Linked DNA regions of Homo sapiens: all the other regions are linked to region 5. A link is a contact called in ENCODE Hi-C or POLR2A ChIA-PET data. All regions are on one chromosome and are shown on one strand. Each heading gives the region's core, a stretch centred on a gene start or an enhancer-like site at or near the end of the contact. The rest is flanking DNA. Distances are from core to core; before and after follow the strand shown.

Region 1 (3,851 bases), core at 557-3,056, 690 kb after region 5:
CCATAAAATGTCTGAATTAATAGCAAGCACATTTCATATGTGGTCTATTAGATGCTATTCTAATTTAGAATTGCAGAAATTTAATGAAATAGACTGCAAACAGGAAAATACAGGCAAGACTATTTTGCAATGCACTTTGGAAAAAAAATAAGAATGAATTGTTTACAAATGCTACCAGTACATAGTTGAACAGAATGAACTGGTAATAGTTATTTTACGAAGCAAACTCATAATTCTGCCCTATGTTGCTTTTCTCTTGCATATTGGCCAAATTTAAATAATGCATATTAGAGTTTTATATATTAAGTCCTACTGAAATATAAAGTACTATCATTATTGCATTTTGAGATTTCTATTCTCAATTCACATTTATCACTGATAAAAGATAAAACCCCAAAGCAAATCATTTTTCTGATTGAGGCTTTTCCTCAGAGATACTAGAGTTGTAGGGGAAGTATAAAAATACTAAATTCATAACATTCTTTTTTTTTTTTCTTTGAGACAAGTTCTCACTCTGTTTCCCAGGTTGGAGTGCAGTGGTGTGATGACAGCTCACTTCAGCCTCAACCTCTCGGGCTCAGGTGGTCCTCTCACCTCAGCCTCCTGGGTAGCTGGGACTACAGGCACACGCCACCATGCCTGGCTAATTTTTTAATTTTTTTTTTTTTTTGAAACATAGTTTCACTCCTGTTGCCCAGGCTGGAGTGCAATGGCGCAATCTCCACTCACCATAACCTCCGCCTTCCAGGTTCAAGCAATTATCCTGCCTCAGCCTCCTGAGTAGCTGGGATTACAGGCATGCACCACCACGTCCAGCTAATTTTGTATTTTTAGTAGAGATGGGGTTTCTCCATGTTGGCCAGGATGGTCTCGACCAGCATGTGGTCTCCCAAAGTGCTGTGATTACAGGCGTGAGCCACTGCGCCCAACTATTTTTTTAATTTTTTAGTAGAGACAGGGTCTTGCTATGTCGCCCAGGCTGGACTCAAACTACTGGTCTCCAGCAATCTTCCCACCTAGGCCTCCCAAAGAACTGGGACTACAGGTGTGAGCCACAGTGCCCAGCTGTAACCTATTCATTTACCATGAGACTATTAAACTCCTTTTAAATTGAATTATAATTCTATTCCATGGCCACAGCTATTGACCAGTTTACCCTAAGTATATGGTTCTTTGCAACATAATTAAAATGAGAAGGTAGAATAGACAAAACCAAAAAAGTCTTAATTTGATCATTTTTATTTAAATTTACTATTAATTTCATTACCATGATGCTTATGTTTGCGTCATAACATCTGATGGAATCTTAGTAATATAAGGCAAAATTCTTTGTTCATTATGCTGGTCCTTCAATCAGGGATGTCCTCATTCATTCAAGCATTGCTCTTCCTTTAAGATTCAGCTCGATGTCACTTCCTTTGTGACATGCTCCCATACATATTGTATTTTCCCTGCCGTGTAATGATCTGTCTCCCTTTCTAGACTATGAGCTCCTTAGGGGCCCCAGCGAGGTCTCTGTATTTTTCATAACAAACTGCACAATTCTTTGCACAGAATATACTCTCAGTAAACACTGGTTTGATGTGTGGGTGAATACACACACTTTGATACTCTTATGACTATGGTGAAAAGGCCACTAATTGTGATTTCAACTTAAAGGTTAAAGCCAAAAAAAATCCATTTTTTAGTGAAATGAAACTCTTAGCGTTTTCACTTCCAGATGCATCAGCATTACATAAAAGATGTTGAAACTATTTTAAAAAATAGTCATGCTGCGCATTTTCCTGTCTGAGAATTAGACTGAAAATACCAAATTCCCCAGGGGCCCCTGGGTGTTCTAAAGACAAATGTTCAGTTAGCTATTGATTCCATGCACTCATTTAATGGAAATCCGGAGTAAGACTCAACCTCCCCACCACCAGCCTGTCACTCATTATTCTGCTCAGCTGTTTCAGAATAAGCGACGACTCCCGGGAGAGCTCTGCCCCCCTCCCAGTACTGGCCAGCACTTCAGTGATGATGAATCCGAGCAGCAGAGAATTTCAGTACTCAAAGCAGCAGAACATCAGTCCCAACTTACATTTTCCACTTCCATTGTCATTCTTATTCCTATATGGGCTTATTTCTCACATATCCACCTTTGATTTTTCAAGATCGAACCTTTGAAAAGGTGAGGGCCTGGCTGCCTAACATATTACATCATCACGCATATGCCGGACTCCTGCCTCACTCAGAAGACCACGTGTTGCTCAGAAAAGAAAGGTGGGCACCAAAAGAACAGGTTTCTCATAATATCCTACCCAGGCCCACAGTTAGACGTATTAGTCACTGTTGGGACAATGAATATGGGTTTTCCAAGAGGTGATCAAGCCTTTACTTGATGGATTTTCTTTTCTCCACGCCCCAAGATTTTCTAGGCTTTTGGTAGGAAGCACTATACAGAAAGCACCCACGTCTCCTAGCTGATTCTGTGTCTGGAGTTGGTTCCTTCTGGTGGGTTCGTGGTCTCGCTGACTTCAAGAATGGAGCCGCTAACCTTTGCGGTGACTGTTACAGCTCTTAAAGATGGCACAGACCCAAAAGACTGAACAGCAGCAAGATTTATCATAAAGAGTGAAAGAACAAAGCTTCCACAGCTGGAAAAGAATCTGAGCAGGTTGCACTGGTGGCTGGTGCGGGTGGGGGTGGGGGGTTGGGGGGGGCAGCTTTTATTCCATTATTTTTCCCGTCCATGTCCTGTTTCTGTCCTATCAGAACGCCCTTTTCTCAATCCTCCCCATGATTGGTTACTTTTAGAACCCTGCTGATTGGTCCATTTTACAAAGTACTGATTGGTGCATTTTACAAATCTCTTGCTAGCTACAGAGCACTGACTGGTGCATTTTTACAGAGCACTGATTGGTGCATTTTACAAACCTCTTGCTAGCTACAGAGCACTGACTGCTGCATTTTATAATACCCTTGGAAGACAGAAAAGTTCTCCAAGTCCCCACTCGACCCAGGAAGTCCAGCTGGCTTCACCTCTCAATTCCACTCAGTAGTTACTGTCAGCCTCCCCCTAAAACCTCCACCACTCAAGGAGCGACACTGTCAGAAGCAGACCTTCTAATTACTCCTGTGTGATCTCAAGCCCCCTCCCTGGGGACTATGGAAAGAGAATGTTAGGAAATAGAGATGGAAAAAACAAGCCATAATTCTGACATGCTATCACTTTAAAAATATTTCTATCATGCAATGTTTGTAACCCACAAAAGAATGCACTAACATGTACGTAACCTGTGAAGCATAAGAATAAAATGAACAGGCATACACCGACCACCCTATTTGAGAACTAGACATTTAGGGGTATTTTGATCCATCTACCTATTTGCTATTTCCCTAAGCCATCCTCCTGCCTTCTCTCCAGGGGTAACCACTATCTTAAATTTTCTATCTATCACTCTCTAAAATACATAGTTTAATTGTGCTTGATTTTAAACTTTATAATACTATCATACTGTATATAGTCTTTTGTGACTAGTTTTTTTCACACAATATTGTTTCTAAGATTTAGCCATGTTGTTACAGGTAGCTACTATAGTTCCTTCATATTCACTGCTGTATAATATTCCATTCTGTGAAGCAAAAAATTATATATATGTATGTATGTACGTGTATATGTGTGTGTGCATATATATATATATATATATATAAAGGTTCTCAATAGACTAATATATATATATATTAGTCTGGAGAGATAGAAGCTAATACATATATTAGTCCAATTATTATACATATTAGTCTAATTATTATATATTAGACTAATATATGTCTATAGAGATAGAAGCTAATATACATATTAGTCAAATTAT
Region 2 (3,678 bases), core at 187-2,686, 520 kb after region 5:
AGGGGACAGAGCTGGCCACCTGTGAGAAGGACTCTCAGGGCTGCTGTCATCATTTGGCAGAGTCCATCCTTCTACTCCAACCCAACCTCACTCTCAGGGAGGGGACGGATGAGGACCGCTCATCCTATCATCTACAGGGTTTTTAAAGTGTGGGTCCTCATTCTCTGGCCTGGGTGGCCATGATCCGAGGGCATTTTGTTCTGGTGCACAGATACAAAGACTGGGGATGGGGAGGACAGTAATCTTTTATACAAGGACACATGAACCACCACACTGGTGCCTTAGAGAACATAGGCAACGAATACTCTGCTGCAGCATAAGTGATCGAAAGTCACACGTTAATGCAAATTATGTAAATCCTCACTAAATGATTTGAATAGAAAGGAAATCACCATAGCACCACTGTTCTCCATAACGTGAGCTGCAGTGTTCTATGCTGCATTTTACTTCCCCGGTATGAGGGCAGCTAGAGAGATGGTGGGATGACTTTCACTGTCTCTGGGGACCTTCAGACAAATTAGCTATCTTGTGAACAGTCCCAGGATGCCAACTTTCTAAATAAACATCAAAATGCATTTACTGTCTGTATCACTTAAGAGGTTGAGAATGGAGGGGGGAGCCTAACTGCAAACATTTGCGTGTTTTTATTTAACAATAGCTTAGCTATTAGACAATATAGAGTATTAGAAAGACTGTCTTAGAAGACTGAAGAGGTGAAGCTGGTGTTCTGAGTATGTCTACACAGCCTGCATAGAGGCAGATGTATATAAATGATCATGTTACTCTGCCTAAAATGGATAAAACTCGGAACAAAACAATCCACATTTAGTAATACCCTGAAGCTGACTCTAATTTGTATTCACTGTGACAACTCCTTACTTTCAAATCTGAAGTAATTATTAGAAAGTGAGAAAACAGACATTACTTTTGGGAAGCTGGGAGATGGCTTTATAGTCTAAGTTGCCACTAGATAGAATGACCCATAAAAATTACTTGGAAGGCTATTATCTCATAACCGGGGCCTATAAAATCTAACAGTTACAGATTCTCTCTCTCTCTCTCTGTCTCTCTCTCTCGTGTGTATTTTAATTAAAGACTTAAACTGCTAAGAGACAAAACTGAAAACATGTACGTAATCCAATTTTGCATAATGTCTCTGCGGTTTTGTAGTTGATTTTCCCCATCTGACCCTGACTTACATGTGATACACACACATTTACTGGTTTATGGTAGGAAAACTGCTCTGGCTGGGTACTGGCACTCGCCTTTGTGATTCAGGCATGAAACCATGAGGTGCCCAGCTGGAATTCAGAAGAAGTACATTAGGACAGAGGGGCAGCTTTGTATTTATTTATTAGGTTCTTCCAACTTAAGTTGCCAGGGTAGCATGAGCTTTTTAAAAACAGTTGTTTCTGGCCTTCCTGTTTTAGGCTTTTATCTAATAGAGTGTGAGAAGACATGAGTTCACATGCAGCTAAGGATGAGATTATTCAAACTGAAACCAACCCCACATATCAAACCGTGGTGTCATTTTCGTCACTTTAACAGTAGAAAGGACACAGGAAAAAAAAAAGAATGAAATCATTTACTGAACTAACAGTTACATTTGTCCCCTCCTGCCTTGGATAAATAATGACTAATTTTTAAATAACAGATTGGTACAGCTCTGAGATTAGGAGACAGAAAGCATGGAAAGGTCCTCAGACCTTTTAGGTTTGGTGCTTTCCTGTTCCTCTGAATGGGCATTTTTCAAAACCATTTTGAATGTAAAAGGCTGTAGAGTTCAACACTGGGCTTCTTCCTACTTTATGAGGTTATACACAGGTTCAAGGGTGAGGGTAAAGACAAGCAGGTGCAGAGTTTCACACGGGAGGGTGGGGGGGGCGTGAGTGTGCATGCATACATATTTGTGGGAGATGAGCGTGCATGCAAATAGGTGTGCAGAAGTGAGTGCACACAAATGCACATGTGTGGGTGAGTGTGCATACAAGTACATGTGCAGGCGTTGATATGCATACATGTGTGCAGGCGTGAGTGTGTACACAGTGTGCAGGGGCCATGACTGTGCATGTATATGTACACTGCAGGGGCAATATGGAAAAAAACATGGAATACAATGCAGTTTAGCCACGACTGGCAGCCAAGATTGACCTTTAAGCCCATTTCATGGCCACTGCATATGCATTTTTTATTATATGCCAATCCCAGGACCTGGTGCAAAGATAGCCAGTAAGAAGTAAGATCTTCATCTTTTGAAGTATATAAGGGTTTTTTTTTTTATTTGCCTCTGTGCTAAGAAGAATGGCCAAATCATATTCCTCTTCATTCCAAGTTGGAGCAGAACAGCCTTAGGTTGCTGCCAACTGTTATCCTTCGAGAGGGCCACATATTTTGAGGTTTCAGAGACAGTGAGGTAGATTCTGCCTTGAGAAATATCAGACACTCAAGTACTCCGGCGACACACTGAGCAAATGTTTTTGCCAGCAGAAAGATATAGGTGGGTTCACCGTGGCGCAGGTGAGGGAGAGGAAGCTGTGCACAGTAAGCGCACTTTCTCTTCTCCAGACATCCTGGTGCCACAGTAGTTCCCATTCTCTCTCCTCTTCTGTAACTTCTAAGACCTTTGCCTTAAGTGAATGGATCCTCCTAAGACAGCCATAACTGCATTTATTTACGTCCCTGCTCTTTGACTTGAAAAGTTCACCCTTTCTTGGAGAGAGAGACTTGGAAAAGAGAGGCATGAAGGGTCTCAAGCCCTGGCAATTCTGCCTCAGTGAATCCGACTTCTACCTCCACAGTGAAATCTCCCTAGCTAGTTGAGGGGCAGCAGTATTAATTGTTCCTTCCTAAGAGTTGTCAAGCAAATCAACCTGAGAACTGGAATCCACCCAAGACACACCTATGCCTTTTACAATAAAGATTCAGTGAAGAATCCTGCCCTTCACAACAGCCTCCTCAAGTAGGGAAAACGCTACAAAAAATGGATACATGACAACCAGGAACTCCTTCACCCACAGAGAGATGTTTCTTTGATCTGCCTTATCTCTGCCATCTGTTTTCCCAACCTGGGCCAATGTGGTCTAATTTCAGTTCTTTCATATTTTCACAAGTCAGAGGGAAACCAGGAATCTTAAAGGTTTACTACTGAAAAGCACTTTATTTTCAGTAAGGTGCTTTAAAAAATAGAATTGTCATATCTGATCTGATTCAGGTAAGAAATTTCAGAAAGGGAACTCTAGAATTCATTTTTCATAAAGGGACAGTCAGTGGAATAGAGCACCAGGGGTAGGGGGAGTCTTTATAATCACACACCTCTCTCTGAATACATTTCACTTGTTAGCCATCAGGTCTGAAAACTGTAGTGCTGGCTCTGTTCAGTTATTGTTCAAGTGTGATCTCAACGACCCTGAAATTCTTCTTTGTCATTTTGCATCAGGCTGTTTTTCATGATTTCACTTTGTTCCCATCCTCACGGCCTTCTACTACGCAAGGTCTCATGATATAAATGAAGGTTATCTTCTTTTCCTTCCAGTCACTCCTCTTTACAGAAATCTCCTACATAATTGAGATGCTGTCATCAATCAGTCAACCAACCAAGCCCCCTGAACTGGGTCCTTGTGATGTTCCAGGGGTTTAATTACAAGGAATGCTAGCTCCTAACATCTCAGATACCATGGG
Region 3 (3,508 bases), core at 407-2,906, 600 kb before region 5:
TCTATGCACAAGTAGATCTAAGACAATTGAGTCAGGTTTAAAATGTAGTATGTTTTCCTTTCCTCTTCTTAGGAGCTCTTTAGCAGAAACATAGTAGCCAAGACATTTTAGGGAGCTTACCCAACTTTTTCTTGATATGTAGCAATAGAAAATGGTGTAATCAGAATGCAGTCAAAATTGCATTTGAATTGTAGTTTAAGTCATTTCTTTTTATTTGATTAATTTGCTTTATTAAGTATCTTCTGGATTCCGCTCTCCTATGCTTGCAAAATAGTAAAAGAGAACAAATTAGAAAGAGAAGAAAATATTTTCGCGAGAAATGACTGCTAGTTTTCATTAGCAGTTGTTAGTGCAATGACAGTTCTGATAAGGTTCCCAAGAGCACTCATTGCTACAGTGAGAACTCAGAATTCCATGGGTATCTTTTCGGGCTCGGTGGTTCACGCCTGTAATCCCAGCACTTTGGGAGGCAGAGGCGGATGGATTATCTGAGGTCAGGAGACCAGCCTGGCCAACATGGTGAAACCCCGCCTCTAGGAAAAATACAAAAATTAGCTGGGTGTGGTGGTGCATGCCTCTAGTCCCAGCTACCCGGGAGGCTGAGGCAGGAGAATTGCTTGAACCCAGGAGGCAGAGGTTGCAGTGAGCTGAGATCATGCCACTGCATTCCAGCCTGGGCAACAGAGTGAGACTCCATCTCAAAAAAAAAAAAAAAGAAAAAATTTCCTTGAGTTTCTTATGTTTTGTTAACTTTCTGTTATTTGTACGGTTGAAACCTCAGAGGATTAGGATAATTGCCTTTTCCAGTTTCCCTGAGCTGCTGAAAATAAACTTTCATATTTTTACTCTCCATACTCAGTATAGTTTACATCTTTAAAAGTGAACATTTATACATGTATTACTTACAAAAACACTCCCTTCTCTCAGTAAAGACCCAAATCAATCCACTAGCAAACTAGAACAAGAGAAGTTAGTGCTGGGTATCCTTAAATGTGTTCTGAGAATGATTTTATTTGCGGGGGTGGGGGGCGGGTGGAGCAGAGAGGATGCTTTGGTGGTGAAATAATTTTGGGGTGCTTGGGTTCTAAGAGGATCATGGTGTACACGAACACATCTGAAGGAAAGAAACCTGGCTATCTGTACCCGACATTTGTCAAACTTCACTGACCCGTGAGCCTTAATTTTGAATACAACCCCTTGGACATAGGGTTCTCTGGAGCCTCCTTTGAGAAGGACCAAAGTCTTGTAAAGAACGTTGAGTGTAGTTTTTGTCCCTGCTGCCACCACCTAATTTGTAAGGATGAGGGCATCAGTAGGTAGCTTGTAATCTTCATTGGGTTCTCAAATTTTAGGTGTGTGTACAACAGAGGTGTGTTTGGTAGAGGAAGGGATGACTGGGATCATGAGTTAAGGTCTTGCATACTGAGGTGGTGGGGCAGTTTCAGAGGGAACCAAAACATTTGTTGAGTCCCAGCTTTTCATCAGGACTCCTGTGCTTTGTGTCAGAAATAGATGCCATCCCTTTTTCTGTAGGAAGGAATTTATAGTTTGGAGAAGGTAGAGTTGGATTTGGAACCTCAGTTGGCCTGCGTTGAGAACTGCTGGTTTCCTGCTCAGTTAGGCCAGTTAGGGGGAAATAAGAAGACTGCCAAAACCTGTGGCTTGTGTCTCAGTTCCCTTTCTCCAGCCACTGCACCAGAGTTTGGGCGCCACACAGATGGTTCTCAGTGGCAGTTCGCAGAGCGGTCCTCATTTGGCCGGAAGCTACTCAGGCAGCCTCTGTTTCCTCACTTCAGCGGGGTGGGCTTGGGTGTGGGTGAAAGAGATAAGATATTTAGCAGTGAGTCATTTTTTTCTGGTAGTTTGACCTGGTTGCTTTGAGGATGATTGCTTCATCCTTTCTCGTACTTTACCCACTGTCCCTTAGGAAAATGGGGGTCCTGTCCGGCCAGTGTTGTTGGTATCTCAGGCCCTGTGGATGTGGGATTCTGCATATCTCTTGAACTGCCTGTTTCCTCCCAACCTCCAAAAGGTTATAATGTCCCCATTCTTCTATGAGTGACCAACATGGAATGCCATGTATGCTCAAAATATGATTTCTCATTGGCCCAGTGTTTGTAAGAAGAAACCTCTGATTTAGGGTGTGCTTCTTTATCTCCTGCATTTGGGGTTGGGATAGGCAGAAATCTGTTGGAAAAATTTTCCGCAGTGAAGGTTGGATGGGTGTTCTGTCCTGTTTTTAATTCTTTGACCACAGGACCTTTTCTCTTGTAAACACTTAAAAACCTCTAAGGCTAATGAGCAAAGCCTGGTGTGATGTATATTTTAAGGAAAGGTGTATAACAATACATGTGTACAAGGAGGGAAGCGGAGAAGGGCATGGGAGTAGAAGGGATCATTCCCCTGCAATTGGATAAGTGACATTTAAGCTGCATTCCATGTAAGCTTTTGGGCCTGGAAACCTTCCCCTCCCATCTTCCTGAGATACTGTGCTTGTTGTGAGCTCATTCAGAGTAATAAACTGTACCCGTAATTCATGAGCTTGCAAGGCCTTCTTTAACCGCTTGCAGCCAGGAGACTAATGACAACATTTAAAATTATAGATTGCTCATTTTGGAGTCTATCTGTTTCGAGTTATGAATGAAATTTCTTAGCCACTTACTGGACAGTAGAACCTGTTTGCAAAGACCCAGTGTCCTCATGTTGTGTGTGTGTGTGTGTGTGTGTGTGTGTGTGTGTGTGTGAGAGAGAGAGAGAGAGAGAGAGAGAGACAGAGAGGAGGGGTGGAGAAAGGGAGCAAGCAGTCCCCCCTTTATGTATGATTCTTAGAGGTGTTACAGGATGCAGTAACCATGAGGACTCTGGTGTTGCACAGAAGTTGAATTCTTACTTGGAAAGTTTAGGTCTGGGACGGAAGGGTGACAGAAAAAGGTTAAGGTTACCCACACTCTATCAGTGGTAGTTATCAATGAGTGACTGTTGGTAGACAGCAAGCAAATGATACTGGGGTAAGAAGGTTCTGGATATGAAAGAACTAGGTAAGATTGCAAATGTAGTCTCTCTATAAACCAGATACTCAAAAGCAAATGTTTAAAGCAGCGTATAAGTAACTGGGTTGTCCATAACTATTTCAGAAATGGCTACAATTACTCAAATCCCAGGTCTTTAAAAATTCCAAAGGAACAGCAAGGGCCACATAAAGAGGAAAATCTGCAAAATGGTAGGGTGGTACCTGAGTTAGCAAATGGGAACTTGAGCTCTTCTTTACTATAAAATTTTTTTCTTTTTTCACAGAGTGCCGAGAGTATTAGCAGACCTTTAATGCATTTGGAAGTGACACCATATTAATCATGTGGATTTCACTTTCTGTCATGAGTTCTATACATTTTGGCTTGAAATCAGTCATCAGTGTGATATTCAGAGGTTTACTACATCTCATTCATACCTTTATTTTTTTTCTAGCCCTCTCACCCGGGTTTCATCTGAGTGACTAGAAGTGGCGTTTATT
Region 4 (3,550 bases), core at 389-2,888, 600 kb after region 5:
CAGAAACTAATCATTTAATCTACAGTGCATATTATCATCAGTGACACTACAGAAATCAAAGAAAACTGGTATCTATTTCATATTTGCACAGAATCGTTTTTAATTTTAAATGTTTTTCATATAATGATCACATTGCCAATCTCACACTTGGAGAAGCAAAAAGCAAAGAAGGAAAAGGACTTGAAAAGGGTGACAAGTCACTCAGGTGAATGGGATGAGGCCAGGAGGTGACCAGGCCTGGATCTGACGTGAACTGCTCCCCACAAAGACCTCTCCACGGCGCTCAGCCTCAGACTCCCCTCATGTGTAAAATAACACAGGGGAAATGAAAATTAAACCAGTGTTAAGCTGTTCCTGACGTGCTTCCTGCACCAACATTCAACCAGCTCTCTGACCTTCTTACGAGGCTCAGGAGTCCTCCTGGGGGAAAGAGCTGCAACACCTGCTATTCTACTTTGCATGGTTGGTTCAGGCTCTAGAAAATAGCAAGAGCCCACCTCCTCCTCCTCCTGCAATCAGCTCTCCTGTTTCCTTTTTTTTTTTTTTTTTAGCTTTAGCTCTACTTCTATTTTCCAACTGGGATCATGGCTACTGCCTTCTACTACTCAGCAGCTAATTACACACACCCTCCGAGGAACGTAGGCCACTGAGTGAGGGGCCCAAACTCAGCTGGACACAATCCCTGCTTATCCCTCTCAGCTGTGGTCAGCTGGACACCTAGGCACACATGGGGAAGCCACTCAGTCCTTGCCTGAAAGAAGAAAACATACCGGCAGCCCAAATCTCAACCTTCTTCACTAACAGGCAAGCTTACCATGTGTTGAATTTAACCAGCCAGCACCAAACCATCAGACTTTCTGTTACTCAGAAATAAGTAAACAGTATGAAAAAGGTCCCTTATTAGGTGGGCTCAGGGTGCTGGTATCAGGACTATTTTTGCATATTCTATCATTAGGTCAGGCTGACATCCCAAACCTTAAAAAGTTAATAAGGGAAAGAACGCATAAACGCATATAAGCTTTATATGGAAGGTTAAGTGCACTGGCAGCCTACTAAAATAGAAAGTTAAATACAGCAATGAGATTTTGAAATTTCCCCTTGCAATAAAAAAGAAGGGGCCTTAATAGGAACACAAGCCAGGCTTGCTGGAAAAGCAGTCTTTGTTCCTTAAAACAACCTGCAATTGACTACTTATGGAGGACTTAAATTTCCGGAAATATTGTACCATCACTGACCCGTGTACACGGTTATGAGGCTCCGATAACAATAGCACTCTCAGGGAGAACCGACAGTTTAACGAAAGCAAATTAGGGTCTCAGTAATAAGATGACTGAGAACATAAACTACTATGCGTCTATCTTTTAAACACTTAAGTAATTTTAGTGTTGCTTCACTTGCCAGAGTAAATGAGTTATAAAAACCTCTGCTTTCTCATAAAAGCCTCCATATACCCAACGAATGGCGAATGATGTTACAATAAGCAGCACGTGTCCCATTTCCTCCCATAAGGAATAATCCTCTTTTTGTGATTCTCCTTTTCACTTCATCTGGAGGGCAGTGTCTTCCCTCCTAGAAGAGAGGCCCAGGCTGAGAGCATCATGGTTTTGGCAGGGAACTCAGAAAATCTTGGCATCAGGGCTTACTATAAGCTGAGTTAAACAGGAATGGAAGATCATTGGAAGCCCTGGAAAAATAGAAAATATTTCTAGGGTAGCACAGAAGTTTGGCCTTTTCGCTGGTGATTTATTTCCATTTGTTCACATGATGTGACTCATCATTTGGGTGACATGGAGCAGGCAGCATCGTTTCAAGTTCATCATTTTATTAAGCAATGAGTCAAATGAAGAAAGTGGTTTAAGGGAAATGGTCATTTTCTAATGATTTTTCTCTAGTATGATTTTATTTAATAGTTTTACATAAGCAAAGCTGATGTCTCCTCTGACCTCCCCCTTTTAAAATTTCCAGAAAATAAGACATTCTGATGGAGATCAGGCCACAAGACAGTAGTTCAGAAAAGGGTAATTTTTGTTTTAATTTTTCTCCTCACTCCCTATGTAATTGGTGGCCAGGATATTGAAATTCTCTGGAAAACACAGAATCCATTTACATGATGAATTCAATGATATATTATAATGTCTTGTTCAGAAGTGTTAGGAGAATTGATGAGTTAATGTTGGTAAATCACTCTGCAATTCCCAGGTCAAAGATGTGAAATGAACATTATCATTATTTGTTTCAGTGGAGGCTCACTGGCAAAATGTGGTCTAGTGGGCCTGATTAGGAAACAAAAGCTTATAACTTTGCAGCAAGAGGGGAAAACATTTTTTCAGTACTACCTTTTACCTAATTCTCTTCTACCCTAAGGGAGTAAAGGGCATGCCAATGATTATTGATAACATCATTCAACGCCATGTAATGAGTTGACACCACTGAAATAAACCAAAGGATGTAGGGATGTATGTACAGCTGGATGGATGAATGGACAGATGGATGGATGGACAGACAAATGGCCGGTGACCAAAATACATATACTCCTCCGTGTTATATATTAAGGCTGCTTTTTTAGAACACTGTCCTTCTTACCCAAATTATCACTGTAGAAGCAGATCATCATGCTTTAAGCCTTAGAATATGATGGATTTCAATTACTGCATCATATCTGTGAGATTTTTGGTTAGGAACTTTTAATATGAATTTGTCCAATTTTTTCAGTAATGCAAAACTTTTTGGTTTAATATCTGTTGTTATTCCTACCCTTGTCAGCCAAACTCATAAAATAAAGATTTTCTAATATATGGTATTTAGAAATTCTCTGCACTATAGAAGGTGTTTGAAGTTAATGAATAAATAAATGGATAAATAGATGGGTAAGTGGCATCATCCAGCCACAGCACTGCAATGTCCGAAGGAACTCTGAAACGTTCCTCATGCCTCTAGGAAAGACTGACCTTTGAATACGCCAGACAAGTATTTTTCTTAGCAAACATTTATGAGCAATGGGCTCAATCACTATATTAGTGTTTAAGGGCTTTTCCTGTATAGAAGCTCTTTCTTTGACTGAAGTCTCCAAAGCCAAATTTACAATTATTATGTATGCCTGAATAAAAGGTAATATAATATAAGGTAATTTTTCTCCAAAGAAAGCCCTCAGAAAAGCCTAAGTACCCTTAATTTTTGAGTTCTTACAAAGTTTATTGTATCTATTGGTCTCTTAAATAAAGTAGTCTTTATGGAAGACATATTACCTTAAAACTACCTTGATAAATGCTAGTTTGGCATGTTTATATAACAGCCACCTAACAGAACTGTTTTTCCTTTTGTTTTTTAATGGAAGAAAACAAATTTGACTAGTAATTATTCTTGGAAGTATGACTTTCCTAGTTGCAAGCACTGGATGTCACTATAAATAAAAAAGCATTTTAAAGATTACTTTTAAAAGCAACACAGTAAGTGGTTAAGTTGCAGAGTTCATCAAAATACACTCACAGGAAGAATGAAGAAAAACATCTCTTAATAATATGGTTTAGGATATTGTGACAATAATGGTCCC
Region 5 (3,548 bases), core at 824-3,323:
TTGGGAGATGGAGGCAGGCAGATCACTTGAGGTCAGAAGTTCAAGACCCGCCTGGCCAACATGGCAAAACCTCGTCTCTACTAAAATTACAAAAATTAGCCAGGTGTGGTGGCATATTCCTGTGGTCCCAGCTACTTGGGAGGCTGAGGCATGAGAATCTCTTGAACCTAGGAGGTGGAGGCTGCAGTGAGCCAAAATCACACTACTGCATTCCAGCCTGGGTGACAGAGCAAGATTCTGTCTTAAAAACAAAACAAAACAAAACAAACAAACAAAAAAACCGAGCAAACAAAAATTTGCCAGGGGCTTTTGAAAGAGATATTCTCCCTCTTCTTCATCTGCTCATCTTCCTCACCATACCAAAGGATTACAGCAGCTGCAGTTTCAAAAAGAACATCAGGATACATGACCTGACCATTCAGTGGGAAGAATTTAATTTCCAAACACTTCTAGAAAATTCCAGTGATATGATCAGGCATTTGATTTCTGCTTAGAGGACCAAGAATGTAAGCTAAGACTATTTAGTATAGATACATTGGATGTATGGAAGTTTTATGGGATGGTCTATAAATCCAGCCTCCATACATGTTGTGAAACCCTAATAGCCAACTCACATCTGGATTTTAGCAATATAACCCATTGCTATGACAACTATTAATTATATCATGTTGTGCCCCAACTCAGTGCACTGGAGTACTCTCCAAAGGGAAACACATTTACATGAATCAATTTATCTTTCATCTCATATCAAAGAAGCCAATCAGATTATTTTTGCCCAGCGGATCTATTATTAAAGGAACAATTTTGTCTTTAAGTCCCTACTTATTGATGAACAGAATTCATCTTATTTATAATACCAGTATGAAAGGCAAGGTCTTCTGCAGATTAAAGAAAGCTAGTTACTTCAGCAGTACACTTCAGACGTGTACATGCACAGGCCAGCAGTCACTATTTTTCCAGAGTCCTCTCCACATGGAAAGGTTAGAAAAAAGGAAATCCCAATTGCACTCTCAATTAAACAGCCACTGAGTGCTCCAAAGTATGGTTTTTAGCAATGTACTTTATTTTTATTTTTATTTTTGGAGATGGAGTCTTGCTCTGCTGCCCAGGCTAGAGTGCAGTGGTGCAATCTCAGCTCACAGCAACCTCCGCCTCCCGAGGTCAAGCTATTCTTCTGCCTCAGCCTCCTGAGTAGCTGGGATTACAGGCGCCCGCCACCGTGCCTGGCTAAGTTTTTTTGTATTTTTAGTAGAGATGGGGTTTCACCATCTTGGCCAGGCTGGTCTTGAACTCCTGACCTCGTGATTACAGGCGTGAGCCCAGCCAACAATGGATGTTTTTGACTCTAGGTCTCTTGCACGCAACATCTCAAGCTTTCCAGCAGTGGTAGTGTTACCAGTGGTGGAATTCACACAAATCTGCAGCAAACTCGATCCTTGTCTCCTTGGAGGAAAAAATTCTGCTGAGGGGCAGACACAGGTTTAAAGCAAAGGGAAAGACTGAGGCAAGTTTTAGAGCAGGGATGAGAGTTTATTAAAATGTTTTAGAGCAGAAGCAAAAGGAAGCAAAGTACATATGGAAAAAGGCCAAGCTGGCAACTTGAGAGGCCAACCGCCCCATTCAGCCTTTGACTTGGGGATTTATACATTGGCATGATTTTGGGGCTTTCTTTTCTCCTCCCTTGATCCTTCCCTTGGGGCGGGCTGTTGCTCAACCACCACATGCACAGTGTTGCTCAGCACTTGGGAGGGTGACTGCGTGCATAGTTTATTTTACTGCAGTTGCGCGCATGCTCTCTAGGGGCAATTTTCCTTTACCGGTCGACTGTTCCCAGGTGAAGGTCATATACCTGCCACTTTGCCTCTTAGTGTGCATGCTTGGGCCTGCTTGTCCAACCCCTGAACTCTTATTGAGAAGCTGCTGATCACCAGCTCCAGGTATTTTCTATCTACTGGGAGCCTGTCTTTGCCTGGTGCCGGCTGTGACCAATTATCATTTCAGAGAGAGTTTAACAACCGCCTGATCATCACCTGATGGTCACCTGACACTCCTGGGGGTGCCCTCTCCTGCCCTGCTCATATCTGCCTATCTACTCTAACAGTAGAAACATTCTAACACACACTTTATAGTTTTCACGTGGCAGCTAACTTTGTACAGGCATTGCAAATTCAGATGGGAAGAGCTCCACCTATGATTTTTGTCTGAGACTTTAAGGTTAGTAAAGAAGGTCAGACGTTTCTCCTCCCCTGGGACTCCCATGAGCTCAAAACCTCAAAGATGTTTCACCAAAATGACAGGCAATGTTATTTTGGTTAGAGATATGCTTCTTCAAGGAGAAGTGAAAGCATCTCAGCTTCAGGAGTGATATGACTGTGTGCCCTTGAGCACGTTTCATGGCATGGAAATGAAGAGACCACTCCCTTCAAGGCAGTGAGTCATAGCTCCGTTGGGGTCCATGTTGCTCCTAAGAATCCTTTCAAAGCTGGGCATGGTGGCTCATGCCTGTAATCCCAACAATTTGGGAGGGTGAGGCAAGAGATGTACTCGAGCCCAGGAATTTAAGACCAGCTTGGGCATATTAGTGAGTCCCCATTTCTCCAAGAACTAAAAAATTAGCCAGACATGGTGGCACCCCCCTGTAGTCGTAGCTACTCAAGACACTGAGTGGGAGGATTGCTTGAGCCCAGGAAGTTGAGGCTGCAGTGAGCTATGATTGTGCCACTGCACTCCAGCCTGGGTAGCAGAGCGAGACCCTGGCTAAAATAAAATAAAACAAAAAAAAACTTACTTGTGTTGGGTGCCTTTTGTGCTGTCCACTCAGGTGACATCCACCCTGGCCTCCTCTTCCTTGGCAGTCCTAACCATAGCACTCAGCACTTTAGCCTGTAAGGGATGTTAGTGGAGTGTCCACAGCTAAACCAGAACCTACTTGGGAGTGGAGACTGTGAGCTGTCCCTTTTGTCTCTCATAGCTCCTATAATTCCAGTGACTGGCCAGTGTGGTGTCTCATGCCTGTAATCCCAGAACTTTGGGAGGCCGAGGTGGGCGGATCACCTGAGGTCAGGAGTTCAAGACCACCCTGGCCAAAATGGTGAAAACCCGTCTGTACTAAAAATGCAAAAATTAGCTGGGCATGGTGGTGGGTGCCTGTAGTCCCAGCTACTTGGGAGGCTAAGGCAGGAGAATAGCTTGAACCCGGGAGGCAGAGATTGTAGTTAGCCAAGATGGTGCCACTGCACTCCAGCCTGGGCAAAAAGAGCAAGACTCTGTCTCAAAAAATAATAATTCTAGTGGCTGATGAAGATGAAGAAGAAAGATGATGATGATGACAGGTTAGCAGCAATAGCAGCTAACATTTTGGACTACCAAAGCTGATGCTGAACTGTTTTCACTGGATTTCTCATTTCATCCTCACAAGAATGCTTTGTGGTACAGATAAAGAGGCTGAGACTAAGAGAGGTTAAACGGCTTCTTAAGGTTGCCGTAGGGTTGAATAGTCTCTCCCCAGTATTCATTTCTACTCAGAACCTGTGAATGTGACCTTATTT
Region 6 (3,524 bases), core at 384-2,883, 570 kb after region 5:
GAGTGTGCGTATGTGTGCATGCATGCGTGTGTGTGTGTGTGTGTGTGTGAGACAGAAAGAGAGAGAGTCTGTCATTGTAATATACAGGGAGTTTACATAAGAGAAGGTTGGAAGAGCAACAACAATTTGAATTAAGGTAGCCTATTTTTCTTTATAAGACACTCGGAATACCTAACAGGCCTTAACTTCATCAATCTCCGCACCATCTGTCAGACCTTAGGTTACAGTGACCACCCCCATGCATTAATCAAGAAGAGGCAACCAAGTGTGTAGCTTTGAGAAAAGTTCTGCTCTTTCAGACTTGACTGTATTATTAAAATTTCTAAAAAGGTAAACAACAGGAGGTGGTTTTAATCACAGTGTTGACTTTGATTGCATACCCATGTCCCTGGCAGCTTAGAATGGTTACAGCGCTTAAGGTAACATACAAAGTGCAGATGAGTAAGAAAAGAACCTGACAAAACTCAGTGAAATAACACGCAGGTGGCAGCATATGCACACCTGCGTCTTCACCCCACTTCCAAAAATAAGAAGATTCTATTTTTTTTTACTGTCTACTCCATACACTCTAGAACAGATTACATACATATTTATAAAGAGAAATGTATTGTTTCAATATTTTATGCAAAACTTCATGTAAGGTCATGTGTTTGTACAGCACAAAACATGGAATTGGGTATCTCTCCAGTCACCTATAAAGCTGAGCTCATCCCTTCTTCTGGCACTTGTTCTATACTGTGTTCTGGAAGCCAGACCAGATTGAACACAGCAAACCATATCTTCCTTTCAGTATAGAATGCAATGAGTCAGTGTTTATGCAATGATCTGCTATTAAAGCAAATAAGCAGAATCAGGAATTCCAAAACATGCCATGTTTTCATTTCCATTTCACATGAGTATAAAGCTCACCAAATTTGGGCACTTTAAATTATGAAGTCTCCTATCACACACTTCTTTATCAGTCCTCCACATAATTGTTTAACTAAGACTCTGATAAAAATGTCAAAAATGCTTGCCATGGTTCTCAGCAGCAAACAAATGCCTGCAGGCTCCGAGCATGCCCTGGGGTTTTTCAAACCCTCTCCTGTCTTTGAAAATGCATCCCATTCAGTTAGCAGTGCTGGTGATAAGACATGGCACGCAGAGGGTCTAAACCACCACCCCTAAAGGTGCCAGAGCAGAACCCTGCATTGAGTTTAATGCTGACAGAGCACTCCAATCAGTCAGTCTGTTCGAACTCTTTGATTGGAGAAAAGGTCAGAATCTGAGCTACAAAAGTGGCCTGCCTGCCCCTGGAAGATTAGGTCCTGGGTTTTTAGTTTTCCTTCTTGTCTTCCTCTGTTCCCACAATTCCCATTTATTTTCAATTATTTGGTTAGGGAAGGTGTCCCTCAAGGAAAAGAGCATAGGAATGAAGGCTGCCTGCCCTACTTGTAGACTCTTCTGTATGTTCTTTTTTAATGAAAAAAATTAGAAAACTTGGCAAATTATTATCTGCATCGCACACATTTTGATGCTCCCCTCCCTCAATTTTACCTATAAAAGATACCACTTCCAACATTTGAGTTATAACCCCAAGGACTGAAAAATACCCAGCCACTCCGACCCGATATCAGGCAGTTTCAGTGACAACAAACTGGTCCCCAAACGTACCGGTGAAAACCACACGTTCTCACTCTTGGCGACTTGAATTTGGTGAAATGAAACAGTCATTTCTATTTTTGCCTTTTGAAAGAGTTATGCTTAAAGGTGTAGTGAAAAGGTCAGATCTGGAAATTAATGGGTAAGCATGGTCCTATCCGAGGTCAGAGAAGCATTTTGAGAGTGCCCCAGAGCCTTTAGAACACATTGTTTATTTTGAGGTCAAAGGGAAAAACATGTTGGAAGGAAAAGAGTCTTTGGCTGGGTGATGACAATGACAAGAAGACACTTCCAGAGACTGGAATCTCTTTGACTCAGCCCCTTGGTAGGTGTTTATTTAGAACCCAAGGACATTGGAGTCTGGCAGGATCCCACAAAGGAGCGAGGTGAGGAACACTGGTGGAGTTCTCCCACCAGATTCATACGGATATTGCTGATGACCTGAGCCTCTGTCTTTTCTGCTCTACCTTGAAGGGCCTCCAACCTCTTTTCTGGTCACATTGTTCTGAAAGTACACGTCAGCTTTGAGCCACCTCTCAGTCAAGTCCTTCCATCTTCTCCTATGCTATCCCTGGGTCATCTCTTTGGAAACTTCCTGAATTGTCTAGGCTAACGAGTGTTTTTAGGCTTCTACCACCTAACCATGTCTCTACACATCTCATTGATCATGTCAACATCCTGCTTAAACTCTTTCAATGACCACTCCCCTGTCTTCAAGATAAACTCTAAACTCCTCAGCAGAACTTACTGAAAAGACACTTTATGATCTGGCTTTTTCTTCATGAGACTTCACATATGCCTGACTCCAGCCACTCCAAACTACTTGCTGTCTTCCAACATGCCATGTTCTCTCTTACCTTTGAGCTTTGCTCATGTTGTCCTCATGTGACTAGAGCTGGAGTTTCCCCATCCTTTGAACTGAACAAATTAAGTAATTTGCTTTGGTTAAAGGGAAATTAGCAAGCATCTTGAAGCAGAGCTTGAAAAGCACTCATGCACTGGGGCTTGCCCTTTCTTGCTGCTTTTGGGAACCCTTAGCCTGCAAAGTGAAGAAGCTCAGACTAGTCTACTGGAGGATGAGAGGCCACCTGAAGCAGAGACAAGCTGTCCCAGCTGAAGATCACCCATCTCTCAGGCAAACCAGCCTTCTAGTAGCTATGTGAGTGAGACCATGCTGGATTAACCAGTCCCAGCCAAGCTGGCCCAGACTAAAATAGTCCAGGTGACCCACAATCATAAGATTGTGGTCTTGGCCCTTAACTGTTGGGATGGCTTGTTACACAGTATATGCTAACTGATACATCCACTTTGTTTTCTGGTTAACATCTACTCCTCATTCAAGTCTGAGGATGAAAGCTTCCCTGATCCCAGAAGATGCCATGCTGGTCTGCATCCATGGCAACCTGTGGGTACCATTAGGAGAGAGCTGGTCATGGTGTAAAGGAATTGCCTGTTTTCTCATTTCTTTCCCCAGTGACTGAAAGCTCCTTTAACTACTGTAGGTGCCTAGCCTGTAGCATATGTGTGTGCATACACACACACACACACACACACACACACACTCTCTCTCTCTTTCTGTAAATATTTGCTGAAAGAAGATACAAGAATGTAGATATCCATCTTCAGGCTTTCTTCTATCCTAAATTTCAAAGAATTAGACTAGACTGTTTTTACCTATCACCACCTAGACACGGTAACCACATCAAAATGTATTTTAATGTTTTACTTTTTCAGAGTTCTACTCATATCAACAGCCTTTGGGAATCTCCCTACTCCTTTTATAGATGAGACTATTATAGTTTCCAAACTCACTGTGCCTTTCAGTTTGACTAATACTATAAAATTCACCTAAAATTCCAAGGGCCCTCAGCATATGCACATGG

The links. Hi-C counts contacts between places; a loop is a spot of excess contacts on that map. ChIA-PET counts read pairs that join two places held with the same protein, here RNA polymerase II (POLR2A). Pooled maps may share reads with other maps.
Region 1: a pooled map shows a loop between it and region 5 (6-fold over the local background). The contact joins two enhancer-like sites. A Hi-C loop is called at or near these places in 4 of 37 single-sample maps with no recorded cell type and 4 of 50 pooled maps.
Region 2: a loop to region 5 is called in a map with no recorded cell type, with 11 times the contacts of the local background. The contact joins two enhancer-like sites. A Hi-C loop is called at or near these places in 8 of 37 single-sample maps with no recorded cell type and 4 of 50 pooled maps. POLR2A ChIA-PET finds 5 or more read pairs at or near these places in 1 of 52 experiments (OCI-LY7).
Region 3: a pooled map shows a loop between it and region 5 (5-fold over the local background). The contact joins two enhancer-like sites. A Hi-C loop is called at or near these places in 3 of 37 single-sample maps with no recorded cell type and 2 of 50 pooled maps.
Region 4: a pooled map shows a loop between it and region 5 (4-fold over the local background). The contact joins two enhancer-like sites. A Hi-C loop is called at or near these places in 2 of 37 single-sample maps with no recorded cell type and 3 of 50 pooled maps. POLR2A ChIA-PET finds 5 or more read pairs at or near these places in 1 of 52 experiments (activated T-cell).
Region 6: a pooled map shows a loop between it and region 5 (9-fold over the local background). The contact joins two enhancer-like sites. A Hi-C loop is called at or near these places in 11 of 37 single-sample maps with no recorded cell type and 8 of 50 pooled maps.

What each region holds. Positions count from the first base shown.
Region 1 is chr6:16,590,190-16,594,040 of GRCh38, forward strand. All of the region lies in intron 3 of ATXN1 (ataxin 1), which reads right to left. Among named protein-coding and RNA genes, the nearest start is that of ATXN1-AS1, 170 kb to the right of the region's middle. Within about 2 kb of position 1,807, at least 4 of the 41 ENCODE cell types and tissues checked have a DNase peak (open chromatin) inside an H3K27ac peak, as active enhancers do.
Region 2 is chr6:16,419,780-16,423,457 of GRCh38, forward strand. All of the region lies in intron 6 of ATXN1 (ataxin 1), which reads right to left. Among named protein-coding and RNA genes, the nearest start is that of GMPR, 180 kb to the left of the region's middle. RefSeq lists an enhancer at 1,425-1,474. Within about 2 kb of position 1,437, at least 9 of the 41 ENCODE cell types and tissues checked have a DNase peak (open chromatin) inside an H3K27ac peak, as active enhancers do; they include OCI-LY7, where a contact is called at or near this core.
Region 3 is chr6:15,297,980-15,301,487 of GRCh38, forward strand. All of the region lies in intron 1 of JARID2 (jumonji and AT-rich interaction domain containing 2), which reads left to right. Among named protein-coding and RNA genes, the nearest start is that of JARID2-AS1, 51 kb to the left of the region's middle. Within about 2 kb of position 1,657, at least 10 of the 41 ENCODE cell types and tissues checked have a DNase peak (open chromatin) inside an H3K27ac peak, as active enhancers do.
Region 4 is chr6:16,504,462-16,508,011 of GRCh38, forward strand. All of the region lies in intron 5 of ATXN1 (ataxin 1), which reads right to left. Among named protein-coding and RNA genes, the nearest start is that of ATXN1-AS1, 250 kb to the right of the region's middle. Within about 2 kb of position 1,639, at least 4 of the 41 ENCODE cell types and tissues checked have a DNase peak (open chromatin) inside an H3K27ac peak, as active enhancers do.
Region 5 is chr6:15,899,503-15,903,050 of GRCh38, forward strand. No RefSeq gene overlaps it. Among named protein-coding and RNA genes, the nearest start is that of LINC02543, 94 kb to the right of the region's middle. RefSeq lists enhancers at 1,808-1,897, 2,078-2,357, 2,858-2,917. Within about 2 kb of position 2,074, at least 4 of the 41 ENCODE cell types and tissues checked have a DNase peak (open chromatin) inside an H3K27ac peak, as active enhancers do; they include OCI-LY7, where a contact is called at or near this core.
Region 6 is chr6:16,471,663-16,475,186 of GRCh38, forward strand. The region is part of intron 6 of ATXN1 (ataxin 1); the gene reads right to left. Among named protein-coding and RNA genes, the nearest start is that of GMPR, 230 kb to the left of the region's middle. RefSeq lists enhancers at 1,514-1,593, 3,264-3,313, 3,334-3,503. Within about 2 kb of position 1,634, at least 3 of the 41 ENCODE cell types and tissues checked have a DNase peak (open chromatin) inside an H3K27ac peak, as active enhancers do.